Linked DNA regions of Homo sapiens: region 1 is linked to region 2. Evidence: chromatin contacts called from ENCODE Hi-C or POLR2A ChIA-PET data. All regions are on one chromosome and are shown on one strand. Each heading gives the region's core, a stretch centred on a gene start or an enhancer-like site at or near the end of the contact. The rest is flanking DNA. Distances are from core to core; before and after follow the strand shown. Region 1 holds the start of ITGB2 (integrin subunit beta 2). Region 2 has its middle 9.3 kb from the start of LINC01679.

What was found. Hi-C counts contacts between places; a loop is a spot of excess contacts on that map. ChIA-PET counts read pairs that join two places held with the same protein, here RNA polymerase II (POLR2A). Pooled maps may share reads with other maps.
Region 1: a loop to region 2 is called in a pooled map, with 8 times the contacts of the local background. The contact joins the promoter of ITGB2 here to the enhancer-like site in region 2. A Hi-C loop is called at or near these places in 2 of 50 pooled maps. POLR2A ChIA-PET finds 5 or more read pairs at or near these places in 2 of 52 experiments (B cell and GM12878).

The regions. Positions count from the first base shown.
Region 1 is chr21:44,919,064-44,922,481 of GRCh38, reverse strand. ITGB2 (integrin subunit beta 2) reads left to right here and starts at 1,583. Exons shown (of 16, transcript NM_000211.5): 1 at 1,583-1,661. ITGB2-AS1 (ITGB2 antisense RNA 1) reads right to left here and starts at 1,447. Exons shown (of 3, transcript NR_038316.1): 1 at 1,155-1,447. RefSeq lists a silencer at 2,933-2,992.
Region 2 is chr21:43,351,377-43,354,715 of GRCh38, reverse strand. No RefSeq gene overlaps it. Among named protein-coding and RNA genes, the nearest start is that of LINC01679, 9.3 kb to the left of the region's middle. RefSeq lists a silencer at 175-504 and enhancers at 915-1,154, 1,325-1,414, 1,555-1,854. Within about 2 kb of position 1,920, at least 3 of the 41 ENCODE cell types and tissues checked have a DNase peak (open chromatin) inside an H3K27ac peak, as active enhancers do; they include B cell and GM12878, where a contact is called at or near this core.

The sequences.
Region 1 (3,418 bases), core at 334-2,833, 1.6 Mb before region 2:
AATGTTGCCTAGGCTGGTCTCGAACTCCTGGGCTCAAGTGATCCTCCCACCTCGGCCTCCCAAAGTGCTGGGATTACAAGTTTGAGCCACCATGCCCAAAATAAAGATTTGTCATATTTTTTTTCAGGTATATACATGCTATTTTTATTCTTAAGGAGACTCTTGAATTGTTAGCATATATACTTAGATATTTTCTATCAAAATGCCCACTGACAAGCATCTATATTCCTCCCCAGATAGGATGGAACGGCAATGTGCTCCCTGGCCCCTCCCAACCCAGTCCTCTAGGCGTTTTGTTTCACAGCGTTAATATTCTTACCACTATTTTTTAAATCAACAGGTTATGACATCATAATTTTTACTTATTTCTTTGCCCAACTTTGTATCATCTGCTCTTGTATTTCTCATGGATTTCTTCATGTCTATTTCTGCAAGACATCTTTAAAACAGAGTTTAGGAGCCGGGAGCCATGGCTCACGCCAGTAATCCCAGCACTTTGGAAGGCAGAGGTGGATGGATCACTTGAAGCCAGGAGTTCAAGACCAGCCTGGTCAACATAGTGAAACCCTGTCTCTACTAAGAATACAAAAATTACCCAGGCGTGGTGGTACATGTGCCTGTAATCCCAGCTACTTGGGAGGCTGAGGCAGGAGAATTGCTTGAACCCGGGAGGCAGAGGTTGCAGTGAGCTGAGATCACGCCACTGCACTCCAGCCTGGGTGACAAAAGCAAAACTCTGTCTCAAAAAAAACTGAAAACATAAAAATAAATAAATAAATAAAACAGAGTTTAGGGTAGTAATGTGTCTGAGTCCTTGCTCTGAAGATGTCTGATTTGGGTTTTTTTTCTAGGTATAATCTCTTTCCCTCCTCTTCCTCCTCCTCCTCCTCTCCCTTCTCTCTCTCTCTGAGCCTGTAGTATTTTCCCTTTCGTGTTCTGTGGTATCCTCCTAATGTCCCTAGTTAACAGGACCTCATCCATCCATCCCTGGGGTGTTCAGTGGCCTCGCAATCCACGTCCCCGCCCAGATCCGCAGCCTTCCTCCTGTGACCTGAGTGTCTCCTCCTCGCTGTCCCTGTTCTGTCCCCTCCCGCCCTCACATGCAGGTGGATGTCAATGCGTGCACGCACCCAGGTTTTCTTGCCTGTTCCCACCTCTTTATCCTCCTTGGCTGGTTCCTCCGCTCCATTCTCTGGCTCAGGAATTTGCTCCCCAGGGTTTTTCATTCCGCTCTGTAGCAGAATGTGCTACTGTTGCTTTCCAGCATCAAACTTTTCACTCCCATGGCCTCTGTGTTCTTCTTCCTAATGGGTGCCCTTTCTGCCTGGCGCTCCTGGAGGCCGGGCCCCTCTCCCAAGTGTGAATCTGATGGAAGCAGGTCCTTCTCGCCGGGACCTCATGTGAGAAATGACATGTCCCACCTGTCTCAAGGGGCCGCTCTCTGACATCAGAGCTGCTGTAGAGCGGAGAGGGGCAGGGGTGAAGGGCCACGGTGGTGCAACCCACCACTTCCTCCAAGGAGGAGCTGAGAGGAACAGGAAGTGTCAGGACTTTACGACCCGCGCCTCCAGCTGAGGTTTCTAGACGTGACCCAGGGCAGACTGGTAGCAAAGCCCCCACGCCCAGCCAGGAGCACCGCCGAGGACTCCAGCACACCGAGGGTGAGTGTGCAGAGGCCCCGCTATGTCCACGGTGATTTTTGGAGGGAAGCACTCTCCTGCCCCAGCCTGGAGTGACCCTGGTGGCCCTGCTTATAGCCCCGGCCCAGGGGTGTCTGGCAGGAAGGGGTCTCCAGACCGTCTGCTCCAGGGTCCCCTTTGAGACCCGGCAAGGGGAAGTGCCTGCCACCAAGAGCAGAGCCACATGGTGTGCTGGGAGCGCTTGCGGCTGAGGATGGGGCCGGCATGGGAGGACAAGGGGCTGTGAGGCCGGCAAGGCCAGGAAGAGGCTGGGCCCACAAGCCCCTAGGGGGACGGCTGGGGGGTCCTGGTGCTCCGGGCTGGGCAGGAGGCAGGTTCCCGGGGCCTCCTCTGTGAACCTGCTGCGCCTGCCTGTGTTAGGCCCTCCTGTCTGCATGCTGCCCCGCCTGGCTACAGCGATTCCATCTCCAGATCGACTCGCAGTGTGTGGTGTGTGATATGGTGTGGTGTGGTTCGTGGTGTGTAGTGTCGTGTGTGTAGTGTGGCATGGTGTGCATGTATGGTGCACGTGTGTGGCATAGCGTAGTGTGGTGTGTGTGTGTGCATGTATGGTGTGCGAGTGTGCGCATGTGATGTGGGGAGTCTGTTGTATGTACATGTATGGTGCACATGTGTAATGTAGTGTGGTGTGGTGTGGCACATGCTCCATGCTCCTCTGGGACCCTCGAGCTTCCCTGCCTCCTCCGTGGGGACCCCTGGGTGACGTCTTGCTGTAGGGGAGCGGGCACCGCTGTGCGATTCTGGTCGAGTTGGTTCAGCTGGTGACCCTGGCCTCCCCACAACAGGCTCCTGGAGGCCATTCCCAAGGTCCTGGTGGGAGGGGGATTGAAGCCACGCCCCTGGGTCCCAGGCCCACCTGGCCCCCTTCCCCCAACACTGCACTCTTGGGGCCAGCCCTCCCCATGCATCCTCCACCCCTGGCACCACCCCTTGCACCACCGTCCCCACACCCAATCCCCCCTCCCCTGGATCTGGGAGCTGGGATTCTGCCCTGCTGTCCCTGTCCATCCGGGGCCCCTCTCCTCTGTCAGTTCCTGGGTGGGGAGAAGGAGGGGTGGCATGGCTGCAATGGGGAAGGGGGGGGATGGCCGGAGAGCTCAGCCTGGGAGCGAGCTGTGGGGGCATAGGGGACACTCGCTGTCACTCGCCTTCCCCGTGACGGTGGCGCAACGCCTGCGGGTTTGGGGGCTGAGGCCGGATTCTGGAGGCTTCACAGAAATGAGCTGCTAGAAGCTCTGGGCTGTCTGCCGTCACCCCAGCGTTTCACCATGAGTGAAGCCCAGCTCACTGCAGAATCCATGCCCAGCTCACTGCAGAATCCCCGGGGGCCAGCACTTTACCAAGAGTGGCCTCCAGACTCCACATTTTAGGAAGGAACTCCTTCCCCATCCAGCTCACAGCAGAATCCCCAGGGTCCCTGCCAGCCTGGCACCCAGCGTGCCCCTCAGTATTCTGGGGATGAGTGGGGGAGTCCCTCTGCTGGGAAGAGGTCCCTGGCTACGTCCCTGCAGGGCGGCGGCTGAGCCCATGCCTCGGCCCCAGGGCCAGTCCCCGCCGGGTGCCATCCTGAGCAGGGCCACAGAACAGATGTCCCACATGGCCAGGACCCCTGTGGCCACCTGACCCCGGGGGGGCTGTGGCCCTCGGTGAAGCAGGTGACCGGGCGGGCTGTGGGGTTTGTCAGCTCCGCAGCGTCACTGCCGCTCAGCGTATGAGTT
Region 2 (3,339 bases), core at 671-3,170:
CCAGCTGGTCTACATGTTCCAACAGAGGAGATTTAACACCAGGAATCAGCTACCGAGGTGCCAGAAGAGCAGAAGGGAGAAGCAGGCTTGGGGGAGGCCAGGGCAGGAGGGTGCTCCTGGTGACAGGAGCTGCTGCTGCCCATGGAGCCTGTGCTGCCGAGCTGTTAGAGCTGCAGCTGGCTCTGGATGTGCTGGTGAGGGGCCACCTCCAGCAGGGTAGGGACACCTGCCCTGACCCTAGGGGCCGCCTCCCGCAGGGTGGGGATGCCTGCCCTGACCAGAGGGGCTGCCCCCAGCAGGGCGAGGACACCTGCCCTGACCGGAGGGGCCGCCGATGCCAACTGGAAGCAAGAAGCATTGCCCCTCCTCCTGCGGCAGAGCTGGCTGAGGCGCCCGTAGGCACGGGAGTTCTGGAAGTGAGTGTGCAGCTTCCGGGCCCCTAGAAACAAAGCGTGGGGCTGAGAGCAGAGGTGCAAGCAATGTGCAGGGAGTGAGCCCCAGCCCGCCCTGCTGTGGCCTCAGCGTGAGGCCAGGCTGTCCTGTTGGCTCTGACCCAGCGGCATTGGGGGCCACGAGGCTGCCAGGGCTGTGCTGGCCTGAGGCTTCTACCTCTGTCTGTTGAAACTCCACCCTGCCCAGTACCACTCTCATCCCACATCCTCTGTGCTGGGGGCCCTTCCTGGTGCTGGGGCCCTCGTTCTATACGCAGTTTGCCCAACCAGGTGAGCAGGAGCTGCAGTCCTGGACTCCTATCCAGGATGCATCCCTGAGGACCAAGGGACCCTCACCAGCTGTGGCTGGAAGCCCCTCAGATGGGCTCCCCAACAGCCGCCCCCCAACAGCTGCCTGGCACCTGCAGCGGGTGTCACAGAGGGGACTTGGGACTGAGGGCTGCTTGCGTCATGTCGTCCTGGGCTGTCGGGAACCCCCTAGAGCTCCTCTCTGGGGAGAAAAAGGGGATCGGGCCCCTCTGTGACATGAACCGTGCAGGGCCAGCTCCGAGGGGCCTTGCCAGGAAAGGGGAGCAGAGCTGCCTTCCATCCCCCATGGAGAAAATCGAGACCATGCTGGCAGCCATCCGGCTGGTCAGGCTTGACCCCTGGGTGTCCCGCGGCTGTTGCACAAAGCACCACAGACGGGGGTCCAGACAACAGACATTCACTCTCTTGCGCTGCTGGAGGCCGGACCCCCGAGCTGAAGCCGTTGGCAGGGCTGGTTCCTTCCGGGGCTGGGGGACTGCGTCTGCCCCGGCCTCTCTCTGCGCCTCTGGGACCCTTGGCATTCCCTGGCTGGTGGAAGCGTCATCCCGGTCCCTGTCTCCCTCTTCACACGCGTTCTCCAGCACCTGTCTGTGCTCAAATCTCCCCTTCTCGGAAGGACAGTGGTCATTGGATTAGGGGCCCAGCCTACTCCAGCATGGCCTCCTTTTAACCAATTCCATCTGCAAAAAGCTATTTCCAAATGAGTCACATTCTGAGGTACTGGGGGTCAGGACTTCGACATAGAAATGGGGGAGTGGAATGGAGACAGACGTAATTCAACCCGTAACAATCCCCTCATAAGCAAAGAACTTCTCCAAACGGAAATAAAGAAGTCTCAGTGGCCCGTTACATTAAATCGGAGACTAGGCCCCAAGAGGCCCAAGCGAATGGTGCCAGGCAGTCCTCGCAAGTGATCTCACCCCAGCTTGAGTTGCAGAGGTAAGCGAAACTGAGCTATTTCTTGTAAATGCCTGCATTAAAGAGAAACAGAACTTAAGCTCCACCAATCAGAGGCAGCCAACAAACTTACATAACCAGGGACTTTCCAATGGGACGGACCCAATAAAGAAACTGCGTACATGCGGCCAATCAGATACTTTCTCTGCTTCACCTTAGGCAACTGCTGTACCTACGACCAATCAGATACTTTCTCTGGTGCATGTCAGGCAACTGCATGCCTGCAGCCAATCAGATACCTTCTCTGCCTGCTAGCAGCCAATCAGATACTTTCTCTGCTTTATGTGTGTCAACTGCATGCCTGTGGCCAATCAGATACCTTCTCTGGTGTACAACAGGCAATGGCGTACCTGCGACCAATCAGACCACTTTCTCTGCTTGACATCTGCGCATGTCCTAGGAGAGCTGCCCCTGTGTTCCCTTGGTGGAGCTCCTGATCCATTCTGGTGTGGGGCTGCCTGATTCATGAATGGTGGTTTGCTCAAGTCAACTCTTTAAAAAGTATATTATGCCTCAGTTTACCTTTTTAAAACATACCTCAACTTGAAAGGCAGGTCGAGAAGAGGAGTAGGGAGTTCTCAAGGATGTAAATATAAGGGAACACTAAACACCGGGAAGAAAGTTCGACCTCATTCGTCAACAAAAGAATGTACATCCGGACACTACAGTTTCCCTGTTGAACTAGTGAAATTGTATTAACTGATCATCCTCAGTGGAGCGTAAATGCAGGTAGACTTTTAGAGGATGTTGTCAACGTGAATCTGCAACCTGAAGACGTTCCTTCAATCCTGGGCTTCTATTTCTGATCCTCTAACATAAGGAAAGATCCCAAGCTATGGGAAAATATTGATGCAGAAAAAGATTCATCTCAGGGTAATTAAAAAATGTACAGAAGCAAATCCAATATAGCAAAAGGAGAGATTTGGGTATATCCATAGGAGAGAATGCCATACAATCATTACAAATTACATTGAAAAAGGATGCTAACGGCACTGGAGACCCCCATGGTTACAGTGTTGAGCAACAAACGTGAGCTAAGCTTATGCACACACACACCACACACACGCACACGTGGGGTTAAAATCAAACCCGGGAGTGAGTTTACGGAGGTATGACTGAGTGTCAACGCGAAGAGGCCATATCCCAGAAAGGAGATTTTTGTATTTACAAGAGGAGGGGCCTGCGACGCATCACAGGGCCAGGAAATGCCAGTTAGTTTGGGGAGGAGTAGGCACCAGCCTTTCTTGGGGTTTCCTTGGGAAAGGCAGGGCAGGCGGGTAGACTCAGGACTGGCTGGCATGAACAATTCTGTTGGACTTTGGGGCGTAGGGGCTGTCCCTGCTTGCCTGGCTCTGAGGTCATCTAGGGCAGGGAAAATGCTGGCTTGGTGTACCAGTGAGATGAAGCGGATGGTTGGGGTATAGACAGGACTGGCTGCTCTAGGCCAAGCCCTATCTTGGCTCTGAAATCAGCCAGCTCTGGGAGGGACAGTCTGCAAGAGTCTTTGAATGCCAGAGCATCAAGAATACAGAAAATAAGAAAATTATAGTGAATACAATTGGCCCTGTGACAAATGGATGCCAAAAAGACAAATACAGAATCTCAGAAAACCCAGCTAGAA